Linked DNA regions of Homo sapiens: region 1 is linked to region 2. Evidence: read pairs that join two places in POLR2A ChIA-PET (ENCODE). Cell type or tissue: B cell. All regions are shown on one strand. Each heading gives the region's core, and the rest is flanking DNA. Links, peaks and the distances in the headings are about the cores only.

Evidence for each region. Peaks named below come from ENCODE experiments on the same cell type or tissue, not always from the same donor. Only the 100,000 strongest peaks of a DNase experiment are listed, where the experiment ranks them.
Region 1: POLR2A ChIA-PET joins it to region 2 with 5 read pairs; 3 of 35 experiments call an interaction of 5 or more read pairs at or near these places.

The regions. Positions count from the first base shown.
Region 1 is chrX:49,092,759-49,097,143 of GRCh38, forward strand. It overlaps a transcript of WDR45 not described here. Among named protein-coding and RNA genes, the nearest start is that of WDR45, 15 kb to the left of the region's middle. In B cell, for the core only: no CTCF peak of the experiment used is centred there; no DNase peak of the experiment used is centred there.
Region 2 is chrX:49,233,554-49,237,922 of GRCh38, forward strand. CCDC22 (CCC complex scaffolding subunit CCDC22) reads left to right here and starts at 1,917. Exons shown (of 17, transcript NM_014008.5): 1 at 1,917-2,133; 2 at 3,533-3,710. The coding sequence starts at 2,084. It also overlaps the pseudogene HSPB1P2. In B cell, for the core only: no CTCF peak of the experiment used is centred there; DNase peaks (open chromatin) are centred at 1,938 and 3,578; H3K4me3 peaks cover 1,192 bases; H3K27ac peaks cover 1,911 bases.

The DNA.
Region 1 (4,385 bases), core at 176-4,175, 140 kb before region 2:
TATGAGGTATCTGACATGTTGAGTACCCATATATTTCCCTCAAACAATTTAAAGCATCTTACAGCGTCCCTGAGAATTCACTATGGCACTCTGAGGTGCCTCAACACAGTTTGGGAACTGCAATCCTAACTCACGCAGGTCTGTGTTTCCTCATTCTGTTTCTTTTCACTTAGTATTATGGTTTTTTTGTTTTGTTTTTTAGAGGGAGTCTCTGTCACCCAGGCTGGAGTGCAGTGGCGCCATCTCGGCTCACTGCAACCTCCGCCTCCTGGGTTCAAGCCATTCTCCTGCCTCAGCCTCCCAAGTAGCTGGGATTACAGGTGCCCACCACCATGCCTGGCTAATTTTTGTATTAGAGACGGGGTTTCACCATGTTGGCCAGGATGGTCTCGATCTGACCTCGGCCTCCCAAAGTGCTGGGATTACAGGTGTGAGCCACTGTGCCTGGCCAGTATTATGTTTTTAAGCTGGATACTTTGTTTTCTTTTAATAGAGATGGGGTCTTGAGGTCTCACTATGTTGCCCAGGCTATATTTTTTTTGAGACGGAACTTTGCTCTTGTCACCCAGGCTGGAGTGCAATGGCACGACCTCAGCTCACTGCAACCTCCACCTCCTGGGTTCAAGCAATTCTCTTCCCTGGGATTACAGGCTTGAGCCGCTGAGCCCGGCCAGCCCAGGCTAATCTTGAACCACTGGGCTCAAGTAATCTTCCTGTCTCAGTCTTCCAGAGTGCTAGGATTACAAGCGTGAGCCACCACAATCAGCCTTCTTTTTTTTTTTTTTTTTTAATGAGTCAGGGTCTCCCTCTGTCACCCACACTGGAGTGCAGTGGTGTGATCATAGTTCACTGCAGCCTGCAGCCTCGAACTCCTGGGCTCAGGCAATACTCCCACTTCAGCCTCCCAAGTAGCTGGGACTACAGGCACACTTCACCATGCCCAGCTTTTTAAAACATATTTTTTGTGAAGATGCGGTCTCATTATGTTGGCCAGGCTGGTCTCAAACTGCCGGACTCAAGTGATTCTCCCACCTTGTTCCCCAAAGTGCTGGGATTACAGGTGTGACCCACCTTGCCTGGCCCGGGGTGTCTTTTTTTTCTGAGATGGAGTCTCACTCTATCGCCCAAGCTGGAGTGCAGTGGTGTGATCTCAGCTCACTGCAACCTCCACCTCCTGGGTTCAAGCGATTCTCCTGCCTCAGCATCCCCAGTAGCTGGAATTACAGGCACACACCACCATGCCTGGCTATTTTCTGTATTTTTAGTAGACACAAGGTTTCACCATGTTGGCCAGGCTGGTCTCATAGGGTGTCTTTAACTAGCATGGAACCCACAAGGTCCACTCATTCATTTTTGTATTACCTCCCAGGCTCAGCATGGTGCCTGAACCTCTATAAGGAGGCAATGTGTGTTAAGAGAGACAGGAGGGGTCAGGTGCGGTGGCTCACACCTGTAATCCCAGCACTATGGGAGGCCAAGGCAGGCAGATCACTTGAGGCCAGGAGTTCGAGACCAGCCTGGCCAACATGGCAAAATCCCGTCTTTACTAAAATTGCAAAAATTAGCCATGCGTGGTGGTGTACGCCTGTAATCCCAGCTATTTAGGAGGCTGAGACATGAGAATTGCTTGAACCCGGGAGTTTGAGGTTGCAGTGAGCTGAGATCGCCCCACTGCACTCCAGCCTGGGTGAAAAAATAAGACTGTCTCAAAGAAAAAAAATTTTTTTTTTTGTAGAGACGGGGTTTCCCCACGTTGCCCAGGCTATAACTGTACTTTAAAAGACACAATACTCTAGAGATGTCATTACAGTTAGTAGATTATTATCTTAATTGACCCTAAATTCGCTATTTTGGAGCTAAGCAACCAATTACGGCCTGGTGGTATATTCACCTGCTCCTTAGATGGAGGTTCTGTGAAGGCAGCAGCTCTGTCCATGTTGTTTACTGTAGGGCTGAACACTGACCTTGAGACATAGTTGGCACTCAAAATTATATGTTGAATGACAGAATTTTGATTAGGTGGATCTAACGCATTTGAAATAATTCATAGGGCTGGGCACGGTGGCTCAAGCCTGCAATCCCAGCACTTTGGGAGGTGGAGGCAGGCAGATCGCCTGAGGTCAGGTGTGCAAGACCAGCTTGGCCCCAGCCTCCCTAGTAGCTGGGATTACAGGCATGCACCACCACGCCTGGCTAATTTTGTATTTTTAGTAGAGATGGAGTTTCTCCATGTTGGTCAGGCTGGTCTCAAACTCCCGACCTCAGGTGATCTGCCTGCCTTGGCCTCCCAAAGTGCTGGGATTATAGGCATGAGCCACCGAGCCCGACCATCCTGGACATCTCTTAACCCAGCTTTCCCTCTGCAAAGGGAGCATGCATTTCAGTGAAAGTTTAGAAGAATTACAGTGATATCACTTTCATGAATCAAAATTGGCTACTTGACTTCAGTAATTTGTGAAAATTACTGTTGCGGCTGGGCATGGTGCCTCACACCTGTAATCCCAGCACTTTGGGAGGACAAGGTGGGAGGATTGCTTGAGCCCAGGAGTTCGAGACTGGCCTGAGCAACATGGCAAAATTCCATCTCTACAGAAAATACAGGCTGGGCACGGTGGCTCACACCTGTAATCCCAGAACTTTGGGAGGCCAAGGCGGGCGAGCCTCCTGAGTAGCTGAGACTATAGGTTCACACCACTACATCCGGCTAATTTTTTTTTTTTGAGATGGAGTCTTGCTCTGTTGTCCAGGCTGGAGTGCAGTGGCACGATCTCGGCTCACTGCAACTTCTTCCTCCCAGGTTCACGCCATTCTCCTGCCTCAGCCTCCCGAGTAGCTGGGACTACAGGCGCCCGCCACCACGCCCAGCTAATTTTTTGTATTTTTAGTAGAGACGGGGTTTCACCATGTTAGCCAGGATGGTCTCGATCTCCTGACCTCATGATCCGCCCACCTTGGCCTCCAAAAGTGCTGGGATTACAGGTGTGAGCCACCGTGCCCGGCCTTTTTTTTTTTTTTTTTTTTTTTTGAGGCGGCATCTCGCTGTCACCCAGGCTAGAGTGCAATGGCGTGATCTGGGCTCACTGCAACCTCCGCCTCCCGGGTTCAAGCAATTCTCTGCCTCAGCCTCCTGAGTAGCTAGAATTACAGGCGCCAGCTGCCAAGCCTGGCTATTGTTTTTGTATTTTTTTTTTTAGTAGAGATAGGGTTTCAATAAGTTGGCCAGGCTGGTCTTGAATTCCTGACCTTGTGATCCACCCACCTCGGCCTCCCAAAGTGCTGGGATTACAGGCATGAGCCACCCTGCCCGGCCAAGTTTTACATTATTAAGCTATCCATGTTCTCTTGGGAACTGAACTTTTTTTCCTCTTGATGCTCTGGATTTGACATTGCACTTGACTTTTTATGTAGTAACTGACATGTGCCAGAGTTGGCATCTTCCCCCAAGTCCAAGCATCATGAGTAACTCTTGCTTATCTCTCTCTCTCTCTTTTTTGAGACAGGTTTTGCTGTCACCTAGGCCGCAGTGCAGTGGCGTAATCATGGCTCATTGCAGTCTCAACCTCCTGAGCTCACTCAATCCTCCCACCTCAGCCTCCCATGTAGCTGAGACTACAGGCACGCACCACCACACCCAGCTAAATTTGTTTATTTTTGTAGAGACTAGATCTCACTATGTTGCCCAGGCTGGTCTTGAACTCTGGAGCTCAAGCGATCCTCCTGTCTCAGCCTCCCAAAATGTTGGCATTATAGGCGTGAGCCACTGCACCCTGCCTTGCTTATCTTTATAGATTCAAATGGTAGGCATTTCCCATCACCTAATTCCTTTTTTTGTTATTGTTGAATAGGGTCTTGCTCTGTTGCCCAGGCTAGAGGGCAGTGGCCCAATCACAGCTCACTGCAGCTTCAATCTTTTGGACTCAAGTAATCCTCCTGCCTCAGCCTCACAAAGTGCTGGGATTACAGGCATGAGCCACCAGGCTTGGCAAGTGATGACATTTTTTATTTTTATTTTTTGAGACTGAGTTTCGCTCTGTCGCCAGGCTGGAGTGCAGTGGCACAATATCGGCTCACTACAACCTCCGCTTCCTGGGTTCAAGCGATTCTCCTGCCTCAGCCTCTCAAGTAGCTGGGACTACAGGTGCACACCACCATGCTCGGCTAATAAGAGATGGGGTTCCACCATGTTGGCCAGGATGGTCTCCATCTCTTGACCTCGTGATCCGCCCACCTCGGTCTCCCAATGTGCTGGGATTACAGGTGTGAGTTACTGCGCCTGGCCAGCAAATGATGAAATTCTTATAATTTAAATGGCTACAGACTTAAAAGGCAAGCTATATACATTGAAGCACTTTTTTTTTTTAGCATTTGTACTTTTCAAATAGACC
Region 2 (4,369 bases), core at 370-4,369:
TCGAAGTATGTAGGAAAAACCTAATATATGTGCAATATCTCTATGGAAAAAAGATCAAATATTATCAATTATTATTATTTTTAGAGACAGGGTCTTGCTCTGTCACCCAGGCTGGAGTGCAGTGGCGTGATCATAGCTCACAGTAGCGTTGAATTCCTGTGCTCAAGTGATCCTCTGACCTCAGCCTCTGTAGCTGGGACTGCAGGTGTGCACTACCATGCCCAACTATTTTTTTTTTAAATTTTGGGTTGCTTCGAACTTTATTTGAGAACAACAGAAGATAAACCTATCAAAAGAACACACAGGTGGGTGCGGGGGCACGGCTAGTGGCGGCGGCCGGGGTGGGCATCCGGGCTAAGGCTTTTACTTGGCTGCAGACTGGTCGGATTTCGCAGCTCCTAGGCCCCCAAGCTGGGCCCGTGACTCCAAGGTGATCTCGTTGGACTGCGTGGCTAGCTTGGGCATGGGGGCCTCCACGGTCAGTGTGCCCTCAGGGGACAGGGAGGAGGAGACCTTGGTGGGGTCCACACCGGGGGGCAGCGTGTATTTCCGGGTGAAGCATCGGGAGATGTAGCCATGCTCGTCCTGCCGCTCCTCGTGCTTGCTGGTGATCTCCACCATGCCATCCTTGGTCTTGACCGTCAGCTCGTCGGAGGCGAAGTAGTTGATGTCCAGGGATACGCGCCAGCGGTCCGCTGTGGGCCGATTCTCCGAGACCCCGCCGCTGAGCTGCCGGCTGAGCGCGTAGCTGTAGGCGGGCGCGGCCACCGCGGGGCTCTCGACCGCGGCGGGGGCAGGGGACGCACGTAGCGGGGCCAGCAGCTGGTGCCCAACCACTGCGACCAGCCCGAAGGCCTGGTCAAAGAGGCGACTGTGCGGGTACCAGTCGCGGAAGGGGTCCCAGCTGGGGTCCCGCAGGAGCGAGAAGGGGACGCGGCGCTCGGTCATGCTGGCTGGCTCTGCTGGGGACGTCTGCTTGGACAAGTGTCAATTTTTTTTTTTTTTTTAAGAGATGGTGTATTGCTGTATTGCCCATGCCGGTCTCAAACTCCTGACCTCAAGCGATCCTCCCGCCTTGGCCTCCAAAACTGCTGGGATTGCAGGTGCGCGTCGGCTGTTCAAGAAATGGTTACATAGATTTCTTTTGCTTTATTTATTTATTTAGAGACGGAGTCTCGCTCTGTTGCCCAGGCTGGAGTGTAATGGCGCAATCTCAGCTCACTGCCACCTTCGCTTCCCCAGTTCAAGTGATTCTCCTGCCTAAGCCTCCCGAGTAGCTGGGACTACAGGCATGTGCCACCATGCCTGGCTAATTTTTCTCATTTTAGTAGAGAGGGGGTTTCACCATGTTGGCCAGGCTGGTCTCGAACTCCTGACCTCAGGTGATCCACCCGACTCGGCCTCCCAAAGTGCTGGGATTACAGGCGTGAGCCACTGCACCCAGCCGGTTACATAGATATTTGCTGTGTAATTATTCTTTGGAGTGTACAAATGTGTATCATATTAAAGCATTTATTGAATGCATGGACACTAGTAACTATAACTTACATAGTGCTTTCTTATCTTATGTGTCAGGCACATAGTACAACGTGCTTTATATAAATTAATTCTGTTTTAATCCTAAAAAGCAGGTACTGTCAATAGTCCCATTTTACAGATGAGGAGACTAAGACACAGGGAAGTAGTCGCTTTGTGTTAAAATTCTGCCCTTAATGTGTACACTTTTATAGCCTAGAAGATGAATGCCGCCTTAAACGAATGAGTCAGGAAGCCCCTTTCTGTCCGGCCCCTCCACTCCCCACCACACGGGTTGTTCCTTTTTCCCTTGGAAGAGCCCACTGGACTGCAGGTGGAAGAACTACAGTTCCCAGCAGCTATTGCAAGCTCAACCTCCGTGCACACTCACCCCAGGCCTCACATCCGGCATGCGCCGTGCTCGCTCACAGAACTACACTTTCCAACTCTCCCCACACGACCCGTGACACTCTGTGGACCGCGAGCACGGAGCAGGGTTTCTACAGCTGCTCCCCACTTTCTCGGACCCGGTCCTGGACCCAGCCCCCGACTCCGACACGGCTCCACCATGGAGGAGGCGGACCGAATCCTCATCCATTCGCTGCGCCAGGCCGGCACGTAAGGACAGAGCCCCCGCCCACCCCCGAAGCCCACATCCGGGACTCTAAAGCCCAGGACCCCGTTTCCCGGGAACCTTAAAACCCGGGATCCTGACATTCAGGGCTCCAACTCCAGGATCCTAAGACCCTCACCCCCTTACACACACACACACACACACACACACACACACACACACGCACACACACACCGCCCTCCCTGACACCGACATCAGAGGCCTCCCAAATCCTTTAACCATGATATTTGGTACACCCAAAGCTCTGGGACCCAGACACCTTGAGACGTTACAACCTTGAAACCTCAAGACCCGGAACCCTGTAATCTGGGGAATCTTAACATCAGTTCCCTGAGACCCTGTTATCTGGAGACCCTAAGACACCTGTGCCCTAAGAACCAGGGAGCGTAAAACCCCAGGACCCTGGCACTCGGGGACTCCAAAAAATCCCTGGACCAGATACTTGGGATCCTTCAAACTCCAGTTCCCCAAACACCTGGGGCTTAAAAAAACCCAGGATTCTTTTTTTTTTTTTTCCTTTTCCGAGATGGAGTCTCGCTCTGTCGCCTAGGCTGGAGTGCAGTGGGGTGATCTCAGCTCACTGCAGCCTCCGCCTCCCAGGTTCAAGTGATTCTCCTGCCTCAGCCTCCCAAGTAGCTGGTATTACAGCCGTGCGCCACCTTGCCCGGCTAATTTTTGTATTTTTAGCAGAGACAGGGTTTCACCATGTTGGTCAGGCTGGTCTCCAACTCCTGACCTCAAGTGATCTGCCCGCCTCCGCCTCCCAAAGTGCTGGGATTACAGGTGTGAGCCACCACGCCCAGCCAAAAAAACCCAGAATTCTAAAATCTGACATCAGCATTTGGTCACCCTGACGCACGAAGACTCCTCCGTTCAGAGGCCCTAAAAACCCAGGATGCCAACATCTAGGGAGTCTGATTTTTGTATTGCTTGAAACTAGGTGGTCTTGATATTCAGGGATCTTGATACCCAGGGACCCTGACATTTGGAACTTCTGAAAACAGCAGCCTCCTAAAATCTAGTCTTCTCAAAACTCTAGCAGCTCAATATGTATGCAAAGAACATACTATCTGGGAACCAAGAAACCCAGAGATTGTGCCACCTGGACCCTTTCACCTTCCCAGACTCCCAAATTTTGATATTTTTCTAAACTGAGTTCTCTTCCACCCACCATTCTCCTACTCCAAGATCTTAGGACTTGAGGATTTCCCTAGTTCCTGGTTTTCCAAATGGAAGTCACAGTCACCAACATCCAGGATCTGTCTGAACTGTAGGCATCCTCCCTGCCCCGACCCTGGTACTAGTGTTTCCAAAAGGCTGCAGGGCTCAGCCTGATCCCTGTTGCCTGACTATTCCTGCGATCAAGCTGGTCCCCTTCTTCAGGGCAGTTCCTCCAGATGTGCAGACCTTGCGCGCCTTCACCACTGAGCTGGTTGTAGAGGCTGTGGTCCGCTGCCTGCGTGTGATCAACCCTGCGGTGGGCTCTGGCCTCAGCCCTCTGCTGCCTCTTGCCATGTCTGCCCGGTTCCGCCTGGCCATGAGCCTGGCTCAGGCCTGCATGGTGAGTGGCCCTCCTCCTAATGCACACATCCTCTTTCTTCCTCTTTTACAAAGTAACCAAGTTCCTTTGCAACACTTGCCTTTCCTCTGCAACACTTGCCTTTCCTCTGCAACACTTGCCTTTCCTCTGTCATTTTTCCTGCGGCTTAGTTTTCATTAGTGGTTAAGGCTGCTGACTGTACTGCCAAACTGCCTGAGTAGTTTAGATCCTAGCCCCACCACTTGGTAACTGTGTGACCCTAACCCTTCTGGGCCCCAGTTTTCCTATTTGTGAAATGGAGATGATAAATGTAGTGCTTTTATGAGGAGCAAATGAGTTTATCCAGTTTGCACCTGGGCTGCTCCTGGCTTCTATGTTTTAAATTTAGCTGCAAAATACCACCCCCACCCCATAGTATCCATTTCCTAGTTCCAGAAAATACTCTGTCTGGGTCATATACTCCTAAACTAATCACTCTGTGCTCTGATTGGCCCAGTCTGGATGACATGGTCATTCCTTTTTTTTTTTTTTTTTTGAGATGGAGTCTCACTTTGTCGCCCAAGCTGGAGTGCAGTGGTGCGATCTTGGCTCACTGCAACCTCTGCCTCCCGGGTTCAAGCAATTCTCCTGCCTCAGCCTCCCGAGTAGCTGGGACTACAGGCGTGTGCCACCACACCCAA